Linked DNA regions of Homo sapiens: region 1 is linked to region 2. Evidence: chromatin loops called from intact Hi-C (ENCODE). Cell type or tissue: PC-3. All regions are shown on one strand. Links, peaks and the distances in the headings refer to the core of each region. The heading gives the core; the rest is flanking DNA.

What was found. A loop is a pair of places that touch in the nucleus more often than their neighbours do. Peaks named below come from ENCODE experiments on the same cell type or tissue, not always from the same donor. Only the 100,000 strongest peaks of a DNase experiment are listed, where the experiment ranks them.
Region 1: it touches region 2 in a loop (5-fold over the local background); 1 of 110 quality-filtered maps calls a loop at or near these places.

What each region holds. Positions count from the first base shown.
Region 1 is chr5:21,677,421-21,682,811 of GRCh38, forward strand. No RefSeq gene overlaps it. Among named protein-coding and RNA genes, the nearest start is that of SNORA105A, 200 kb to the right of the region's middle. In PC-3, for the core only: no CTCF peak of the experiment used is centred there; DNase peaks (open chromatin) are centred at 3,001 and 3,461; H3K4me3 peaks cover 422 bases; H3K27ac peaks cover 1,848 bases.
Region 2 is chr5:21,790,615-21,796,005 of GRCh38, forward strand. All of the region lies in intron 10 of CDH12 (cadherin 12), which reads right to left. Among named protein-coding and RNA genes, the nearest start is that of SNORA105A, 91 kb to the right of the region's middle. In PC-3, for the core only: no CTCF peak of the experiment used is centred there; DNase peaks (open chromatin) are centred at 907, 2,307 and 3,067; H3K4me3 peaks cover 2,071 bases; H3K27ac peaks cover 3,008 bases.

The DNA of each region.
Region 1 (5,391 bases), core at 155-5,154, 110 kb before region 2:
CAGAGTGTCTTCTAAGAAATTACCTATTAATCCTATTGAGGGTTTTTGTGTATGTGATGAGCTACTTCTCTCTTGCTACCCTCAAGATTTTTTCTTTGCCTTTTAATAGTGTCATTTTGATGTGTCACGTGTGGGTCTGTTTGAGTTCATCCTATTTGGAGTTTGTTGAGGTTCTTGGATGTATAGATTAATTTTTTTAAATCAAAAATTTGTGTGTTTCTACTCTCCTCTGGCACCCCATCATGCATATGATGGTATGCTTGTTGAATTACACAGGTCCCTAAGACTTTGTTCATTTTTCTTTATCGTTTCTTTATTCTCTGTCTTCCTCAGACTACATAATCTTAATGGACTAAGCTTCAATTTTATGATTTCTTTCTTCTGTCTCAAATATGCAGTTGAGTTCTTCTACTGAACTTTTCATGGAAGTTTTTGTAAGTTTCAAGTACAGAATTTTGACTTGATTTTTTTATGTATACATTTTTATTGATATTCTCTGTTTGGTGAGGCATTGTTCTTATGCTTTCCTTTAGTTATTTGAACAAAGTTTCCTTCAGTTTCTTGAATATACTCAAATAGCTGATTTTAAAGTTTTTGTGTAGTCATTTTAATATCTAAACTTCTTGAGAATAGTTTCTATTAACTGCCCCCTACATCTGTAGCTATGAGTCACATCTTCATTTTTCTTTGAGTGTCTCTTAAATTTTGTTAGAAAATTTGACATTTTAACAGACATATTGTGGCAACTCTGGAAAACAGAGGCTCTCCCACCCCAGGGCTTGTTTTTGTTGCTATTTATTGGTGTTGTTTAGTGACTTCTATAAAATAATTCTGTAAAGTGTGGATTCTTTGTCCTACTTGATTATTGAAGTCATTGCTTGTCTAGCTTAGTGGTTAGACTAAGTGGATAGACTTTCCTTAAATTCCAGAAACCAAGAAGTCTCTCAGTCTTTGCTGAGTGGGTCTCTGGGCACATTGATGCATACCTTCAGTACTCAGGTGACAGTTTACATCTTTGTCTTACTTAGCCTTCACTTTCTGCTTGCAACGAGCGCTAAGGTTTGTCAGCAAGAGCTTAGGGCCTTCTCAGCTCTACCCTGTGCATACACACAGGTCTGGGTACAGCCCTAAGTATGCATACAGCATTTTAGATTTCCAAGAATATGTTGGAGCATTCTGAAGTTCTCTACAGACATCTCATTTCACCAGATTTTTGATTTTTATTTTAAGTGTTTCCTTTAACCTCTTGTTGTCTCCAACCATCATTTCCTTCCTTGGGCACTCACAGTCTTAAACTATTTCCTTTGATTGTTCTTGAAAATGCACCATTGGAAAAGTTTATTCTCATTAGGTAAGCTTCAAGTCATACATAATAAAGACTACTTTGAAGATGGGTGTGGGGATATGGCAGACTCGTTGAACAATGATGGTTCTCTGGGAACAGGTAAGTTCAGGAGGCCCAACTTCTTACCCCTCTTCAGTAGCTATTATTCAGTTGTTTGCAGACTGTTGGTTTTTAAGGCTACAATGAAGAGGGAAAAAGGAGATAAAAAGAGGGCCACTTAGAACGCCACAATGCTTGCTGTTGTTACTGAGATTCACCCATTTTTCTTTTTTCTTTTCTTTCTTTTTTTTTTCTGGATGGAGTCTTGCTTCATTGCTCAGCCTGAAGTGCAGTGCTGGGATGTCAGCTCACTGAAGCCTCTGTCTCCCAGGTTCAAGCAATTCTCTGCCTCAGCCTCCTGAGTAGCTGGGATTACAGGCACACGCCATGACACAGAGCTAATTTTTGTATTTTTAGTAGAGACAGGATTTCGCCTTGTTGGCTAGGCTGCTCTCAAACTCCTGGTCTCAAGTGATCCACCCACCTTGGCCTCCCAAAGTGCTGGGATTACAGGAGTGAGCCACTGCGCCCAGCCTCATCCATTTTCCTTAAGTAAGGGTTCCCTGAATAGCTGCAAGGCTTTAATTAAGGGAGAGAACTAAATGTTATTTCATTGAATGCCCTGATTTCCAGAAATATCTTTTCTTGTCCCCATTTTGTAATACCAAGTTAAGTTCCTCCAAAATAATCAGAATCAATTACCCTTTGCACCATTCCCCTAGGAGTCTATGTTACCAATTAAATAATTTTGTTCTATCCAAGCTCTTGTTCAGGCATCTGTGCCATCAATCACTGTCCATGTGTTAAAATACAAACCTCAGACCTTATTCCTTTCCATGCAGTGTGGACAACCTAATGTACTGTCTACAAGGCAGATGTTTCTGCCCTTTTGGAAGATTTCACTTTACCTTGTCTTTAGGGTCACCTCTGTATAGGGCTATGACAAAGGAAGTACTCACATGCATTTGGGGCAGTATGCTGGGCAAACCGATTCTTAATTCAGGTCCATGCTTTTTGTTCTTCATTTATTAGCTCATGGAGCACTCATCATGAGGCTTCACATAAAGATTGAACAAGATGCATAGAATGAGTCTCACACATACCATTTCCATTTAACAATGGACTCTTGGTGCATACTTATTATGCAGACTCCTGTCCAAACTTATTATGCGGTAGATACTATATTAGCAAGCTCATGATGAGCAGGTAAAGTCACAGTCACCTAGGGTTCAAGGTTAGACATTAGTTCTTATGAGTGCTTAGTAGGAAACCATGACATACTTCTCAAAATAGGTTGATGCAGTGTAGCCCCATGTCGTACAGGTTATCTCTAAAATTCTAAGAGTTTCACCAGAGGTTATGCCATTTTATCTTGCAGTGGGCAGTGCAAGGAATAGCAGCTTATATCTCAGTATGGAGGAAAATTCCAATATGCCTGCTCTAATAATTTATTATTGTATTAAAAGCTACTCCAAAACTTAATGACAAAATAGCAAAAATAATTTACTTTGCTCATGAATCTGGAACAATCTCAGGGGGTGGAAAATGTTGTCTGACTCATAAGACATGAGACAGAGTGACTCAACTGGGGCAGAGGGATCCAGTTTTAAGGTGATTAACTCACATTACTGACAGATTAAGGCTACTGTGACTGGGAACTCAGCCATAGCCTTTTACAGGGCTATTTGGGCTTCCTCAAAGAATGGGGCCTTCACACAAAATCTAAAATTTCTCTCCTCTGTATATCATCTTAGTAAATGACTAAGCTGTTTCCATTTATTATGATCCAGTGATTAGTTAGAGGTCTCCAATATCTGCATGATAAGATACTCTCATTACTAGTGTGTTTCTGAGGCCTATTGTGATCACTGCACCTGATTTTTTTCAAACAGTTAATTGCTACCCCTTGGCCTCTACAGTTTCTGAATTTCATTATTTCCTTTGAAATTAGGAAAAACTACTTAATAACAGCATTCATCACCATTAACTCCTGCCTACAAAGGACAAGCACCGTAGAGTTTTTGAGGATACTAATGCCCTCTTACTAATACACTTGCAATGTCTTATGTAAGTAATAGACTCCAGGTCCTCCCGGGCATGGATAAAAAGTCACTGAACAAGTTGACAAAATAGATCCATTGCTATATGGTCATTCTCAGAGACTTGCAACTTCACTGTTTACCAGAAGAGTGCTGGTATTTCAATTTCATTAATACAAAGTCATTTAAGTCCAGAATTTGATTAGCCAATCTAGTAGACTATAAACAACACTTCTATCTTTTTTTTTTTTTTTTTTTTTGAGATAGAGTCTCTCTGTCGCCAGGCTAGAGTGCAGTGGCGCGATCCCAGCTCACTGCAACCTCTGACTCCCTGGTTCAAGTGATTCTCCTGCCTCAGCCTCCCGAGTAGCTAGGATTACAGGCATATGCCACCACATCCAGCTAATTTTTGTATTTTTAATAGAGCCGGGGTTTCACCATGTTGGCCAGAATGGTCTTGATCTCCTGACCTCGTGATCCACCTGCCTTGGCCTCCCAAAGTGCTGGGATTACAGGCGTGAGCCACAGTGCCCAGCCAACACTTCCATCTTTTTAGGCTGTGGCATTAAACCCTGAATGCAGAGTGAGGGTAACTATAATGGTATTTGGCCCCATCGAGCGTTGTATTTCATTCTTCTTAAAACATCCTAGGAATTTCATACATTCTCCTCAGCCTTCTACCAATAAATGATAAGAAAAACCTGTAACACTTTTGCTGATCAGAAGCCTTACTGAAAACATGAACAGTTGGTTAACACATATTTCATAAGTTACATGGATTGTATGTTATATTCTTATGATAAAGTAAGCTAGGGAAAAGACAATGTTATTAAGAAAATCGTAAGGAAAAGAAAATAAAAGATAAAAAAAAAAAAAAAGAAGAGCTCTAGCTCTTCTTAAAAGCCCAGGCAATGACGCACCATGAGGATTTGTCCTGAGAAAAATTATAAATTACCCAAGGGCAGTCAATAAAAGTGTTTGTCATTGTTTTTTTTCTTTCTTTCTTTCACTATTTTTTTCTTTCTTTATTTCTTTGTACGCATATTAAGGTTGACTTTCTTGGAGGAGAAGGCATTAAGCTGTCTCTAAAGCAAGAGAATTTTGAGAATCTGTTTGTTCAAATTTCTCAACCTCTTCTGTGTATGTCTGTATATCCCAATCCTGTGTCTTAAGGTTCCACTCATTCCTCTTTAGTACACTTGCCGTAGCCTAAGAAATCTGTTAGTATTAAATATGAATGAGGCTGCAACTCTTCATCCCAAAGAATCAGGGTCTGGGCTTAATTATGAGTAAGTCTACCCAGCAGGAAATCCAAATTGGTCTGGTGGAATATTAAAAACTGAGAAGAGTAACCACATTTTGTCATAAATTTCTTTAATCCATTTTATGTATCTTAAGTAAGAGGTTTCCCTGCCCAAACTATATAAATAATTTATCTGTAAACGTGGTGTAACACAGGTATAAAACAAATCTATACCTCATAATGAATTTCAGATAATAGAGCCAGGCAATTGATGATAACTTCTTTAAAAATATTCCATTTTAAAATTTAAAAAGCCATTTTCTGTTATGTAGAATTATAAGACTTTGATTGCTTTCTGGCTACCAGTTTAGATAACTATAGTCTAATTTACCTGGAAAACTTTTGTTATTCCTAAGTAAGAATTAATAAATGAAAGCTTTGACTAGGCACTTTTTTTTAGGAAAGAGAAGCTTTATTGAGATATAGTTTATGTATAACAAATTGCACCCACTTAAAGTGTACAATTTAATAGACTTTAACATCTATTTACACCCGACACCACTACCACAACCAAAAGTTTGCTTATGTTTCTTTGCAGTCTATCCCACCCACAACTTCTACTCCAAGCAAACCTTGATGGGCTTTGTTAATTATAGATGTGTTTACATTTTCTAGCATCTTATAAAAATGGGGTCACACACTGTGTACTTTTTTGGCTTCTTTGA
Region 2 (5,391 bases), core at 57-5,056:
TAATACCTCCCTAATAGTGTAACCATGAGTGTTGTTATAAAAATGAAATAAGATAAAGTATATGTTGCATAGGGATAGAGTCATGTGTATCAGCGTGTGAGTGTATGTGTATGTCCTTTTCCCCCTTTCTCCCTCTCCTTTCATACTATTTTGTATTACTTCCCAGATAAAAACTCTTCCTTACCCACACATTTTCTTATCTGGCATCAAGTCGTGGCACACATAACCTTCAACTTTCTAGTACTTGAACTATGAAGCTCCCACACAAACTCGTACAGTACAAACCATAAACACAAATATCCAGGCTCTATTTCACACAATGGTGCTTCTGTTTGACTGTCATTCGCTACTTTCTGGTATCTATTTTTTATCTCTGTCACCTTGTGAGACTTAGCAAGCTCCTTTCTCTGCATGATACCCTCCAACAAAGCTTTATATCTTCTGGAATATAGCTGACACCCATTTGAACAGTTCCTACTCAGCTAAGCATCTTCAACATCTTCTCATAGTTAGCCAGGTCTCAGACTACAGGCCTAATACTAGCTCCTGGCATCTTCCCAGTGCTCTGTCTATATGTGACTGACTAAAACCTGTGCCTGACTAAAGCACAAATATTTTCTATTGTGATATTTTATCCAGTATAGCAACTGAGAGACATTTATAAGAAAAGACCATCAATGAACTTGCAATGAAACCATTCCTACATTTTCTGGACAATTTTGGAAAAGATATGGCCCAGTTCTTAAAGGCATAGAAATTTTGAGGAGTTACAGCCTCACAGAGTGAAACATCGTGTTTCTGCTGTTGGGTTGCAACAGTCTACTTACAATCTAAGGATAAAATATTATTGGAATTGCAACTAATCACAACAGTATAACATGAACTGTGTAATTTGGCCTAACAGATGAGTTTCAATGAGCAAAATATTTAAACAGAAAGTATGTTTGACTCATCTCATACTTATTTGGTGAGTAGATGGGATTTAAGTGAAAAAACGATTATATGATTATAATCTGTATATAATAAAATAAACCTAATTTCATACAATTATGTACAGTGATTGTTGCTAAAAAAAAAAAAGGTTTTAACATTTGAATAGAAATCAGAAATTAAAACATTAACCTAGTCTGCGCAGGCCATTTGAGAGAGTATGGTTTTATTCCTATACTGTAAATTAGTTTTCAGAAACGCCTTTAAAATTTTTATTCTATTTATTAGGTAAGCATTTCCCTTAAAATTGTACTTTTCAATTTGCTTAATAATTTTCTCACCATCAATGGAAACGCTAACTTTGACCCTGCCCCAGTTCTCAACTACATGTGTAAAAGGAACTTGATGGTACCAAATTCCTCTGAAAGTACTACACCTCATTGTTTAAACAATAAAAATCTGCTAATAATGACACAGGTCAAAGTAGAAAATGTTATTTTGTTAAGATAATGATAGTAGATCAAACTGTCTTTACTCTTATCTCTTCTTAGTTGCCAATGTTTTTGTTTTGCCTTTTGGAAGACAATTAAAGAAAGTAAATTCAGTTCAATTCATTTTAACAAACACTTTACTGAGTACCTAAGCCACCTGCAACAATATGTCAATTGTAATTTCTCCATCAGCAATCACAAATAAATCCCGCTATGTTCCTCTCAAACTTTTTAAACCACCAGTTCCTACTTTCCTATCAATTTCTCTTTTTTCTTATCTTCCTCCTCATTTTTACTTTCCCCTTACTAGACTTAAAAGTTGTATCTTAAATGGTTTAGATGGTTTCTATTGCTTGTTTTAAATGTTTGATGAGAAACTATTTACAAAAGTATATCATTTAATAAAAGTAAGTCTTCTGTCTTTAAATTTCCCATTTGTACACATGCAATATGATTAAAATAGATCTCTAAAGAAGAAGAAATATACCATAATCTACATAATGTTGAAATTATAATTGTTGTATTTGTATTTTCCTCCAAGTTGCTTAAGCTTTCCTCTGCCCTTTTTTTTTTTTTTTTTTTTCTTGGAACAGTCATACACGGTTTCTTACGGAACTGGAAGTTAACTTCAAAACTCTCTTCTCCTCTGCCATTCTGTTGGTTATCTGACCACTGTATTTTGTCTTTAACTCAGAGCAAAAATAACTTTATCTTTGACAAGAACTTCTTCTGCCCCCAAAGCTTTACACCTGTCCTTTAGTTTACTCTGCGGACACCTTGAAGCAGCTTGCTCTAATAGAAAGAAAATGAGGTTTAGACAAATAATGATTAAGTCCAGGCTCTGTACTTAACAGCTTTAAACATCCTGAGTCTCAGTTTTATCAGATATTAAAAAATGCAGACTGTAATACCTGACTAAATAAGTAAAGAATGTGTGCAGTAAACGTTGATATCTGATATCTTCTGCTTAGAAGTATCTTTGACTCTAGGGACTTCAGAAGTCCCTTATTTTGGACTTGGTTGTCAGATCATTTCAATTTTTTTTCCTCCCATTCATGTCACAGAACTTTCCTAATTTCCTCAGAAATCAAAGGCACCTTTTTGCTTTGCTCATGTTCTCCCCATTAAGACTTGCTGAATCCCTCTAGACAGCATCTATTTCTTCCTTCTTACAAAACTGTACCATTTTTTAAACTTTACTTACTACCTATTTGAATTGGTGTTAACAGTTTCTCTCAAATGAGAATAGCAAACAAACTATTTTGTTTTGTTCATTATACAGGGAGTTTTTTTCAAGTATGAAGAGTTCCTTACTGAATATATTGCTCTATTCATAATACAGTGCACTTATATGTGTAAATTGAATTATTTTATCTGACTTTTCTTATTGATAATGTCCTGGTCATATTTCAAACATGGAATACCTTAATTTACATTTTTGAATATTCAAACGTATTTATTCTGAAGTCCTTTTGAGAGAGCTTCATTATAACTATTTTGTTGAACTAAGTCCAGTGCCTGTTATTCCAAGTCACCACTGGATTTATTTACTCTTATTAGGTCATGGCCAAATGGCTCTGAAGAATGGTGCCATTTTATGTAGAGCTGCTTACCATTTGAAACCTAAATATAGACATCATATTTGAAAGAAAGGTTTTATTTTCCTCCTTTTCCTTCTACCTAAGCTTGCATTTCCTGCTTGTGATTAGTCTACTGTTTAGCTAATTTGCGCTCTGAAAGTTACTCATATTCCCTTAACTGAATGCTCTGGAACAGCTTATGAAATGATTCATTTCTCTTGTGTCCTTTTGATCACTGATTATTACAGTATTTTTCAAGAAGAGCATTTTCTATTTATTGTTTATATATTTAAAATAACTATTTTAATATATAAATATTATTATTATATAGTTGGGACTATACTGAATAAGGTTTCATATACTTTGTGCAAAATTAATTTAAAAATTTTTCTTGATGTAGAAGATATATTCTAGTGTATAATGCAATGTACTAATAAAATATAGCATGTATATGTATGTGGATATGTGCATGTGAGTTTTTTCAAATCGAATATAGGTAGATCTATATCTAGATGTGTAAATATAATGTCTTTTTTTCTTAAGGGCTCATACACCTGGGTGTTCTGGCATGAACTTTATGGGGATTAACCTCTGTTGGCAAATTGTAGTCCAGTTGATCTCTATTTTCTTAGCAAATTTTTTCTTCTTCTCTTTCTTGTTTGCTTTTTTTTGTTTTTCATTTAGTAAAATGATTTTTCAGTTTCTTTGCTTCTATAAATGGAGTTAATACAAGCTAAATACCATCAGCACATTTGCAAAGAGACTTCATGCAAAAACCAACTTCAGAGAAATAATTCTCTTGCGGGTCCTAAACACGCAGTATACCACAGTTGTGAAAAAGATGAGTAGGGCAAAATCCCCAGAGATTAACACATTCAGCTACTCCTGCAGTTTCTAAATTCTACATCTCCTTTTATTGGTTTGTTTGTTTCTGAGTTTCTTTGAGGTATTCCATATCAAACCTTCTGTTTTTCTTTTATGTCCATCAATTTGTACAAAATATCTATTTTTTTCATTTAATATGTTTTGCATTGTTTCTGTATATTTGTTTCCTGTATACAGTCAAATGATCTAAGAATTTATAATATATTTTTTAGAGGTACTTTGAGTCCTAGCTATTGTTAAAAGCTAGCAGTTGCCTTCACTTAGAATTAGTAAAGTAATTCATGAAGAATAGTTTTGTTATAGAAACTAACACACTATTTTTTCTTAATGTGAACTTTAAAATGTTTTTTTTTATGTAGAGCCCAATTTCTCATTTTGTATAACTCTAATCAGCTTTTCTCATTTTACATTTTATTATTCAGTTGGTAGAAAATTACTTTTATTTTTCATGGCATGCTTTCTGAGAAAGTACTAAATATTCATATAGGTATTGGAAGAAGAATATTATCCATATATATTATAGAACATTCATTAAGATAAAAGAGTTCATCTTTTTTGAGACCTCCATATCATATCTATTTCCTTTAGTATTCACAATGTGAATCTTAATATAATGTATATATTCTCAAAATCATCAAAGAAGCATCTGACAACAAGTTCATGATTATTTGCAAAGCTACAGGATCATAATCCATACAAAAATAAATGTGATTTTTTTTAAGATAGCATTTCCTATCAGTTAATTATTAGAGACAATTGTGATCCAACATTTTGGAACAAATCTGAGGGTTGAAATACTGAAATTATCATAGTTTCTCAGATATTTTTCTAGATTTATAAAGGAAGTAACTGTGTTGATTTTTCTTCATGCAGAAAACACAAATGAGTACTATGCCATTTTAATACTTAGCTGAAATTAGTATTATATAGGTCAAGTCATTCATTGAACAAATATTTATTAACTATCCACTTGCGCTAGGCAATATTTTAGGTGTGTGGGATCTATCAATAAAAATGTAGAAAAATCTCTGCTGCTGTGCAGTTTATATACTAATGGGAAGCAGAAGAAAATAAATCACATATGTAGCACTAAATATGCCAGATATTGCTCTAGAAACATTTATACCAATACTTCATTTAATTCTCACAAAAATCTTGTGAGGTAGATGAGAAAGAGAGCATGGGCATTTTTTCAAACATTTAATAGAAGTTATACATACTGCTATAGAATGTCACATGATAGCTGGGCCTCTCTTTCTTCTCTCTCCCAAAGTGTGCTGTGTCTGAACTTACGTTTTTGCACACATGCTAAGATTTCTGTCATATTGAAAAGGACCTTCAAATGCAAACCAGCTACTTTGATACTTTCTTAATCGAGAGTTTCTTAAAAATCAATTCCAATTGATTACAGCAATTTTTACAAAAGTGTGGTAAAAAGACTAGATTTGGAATATAAGATCATTTTTGTGGAAACAGGCATTTTTATTTTAACAACTAATTAGTAT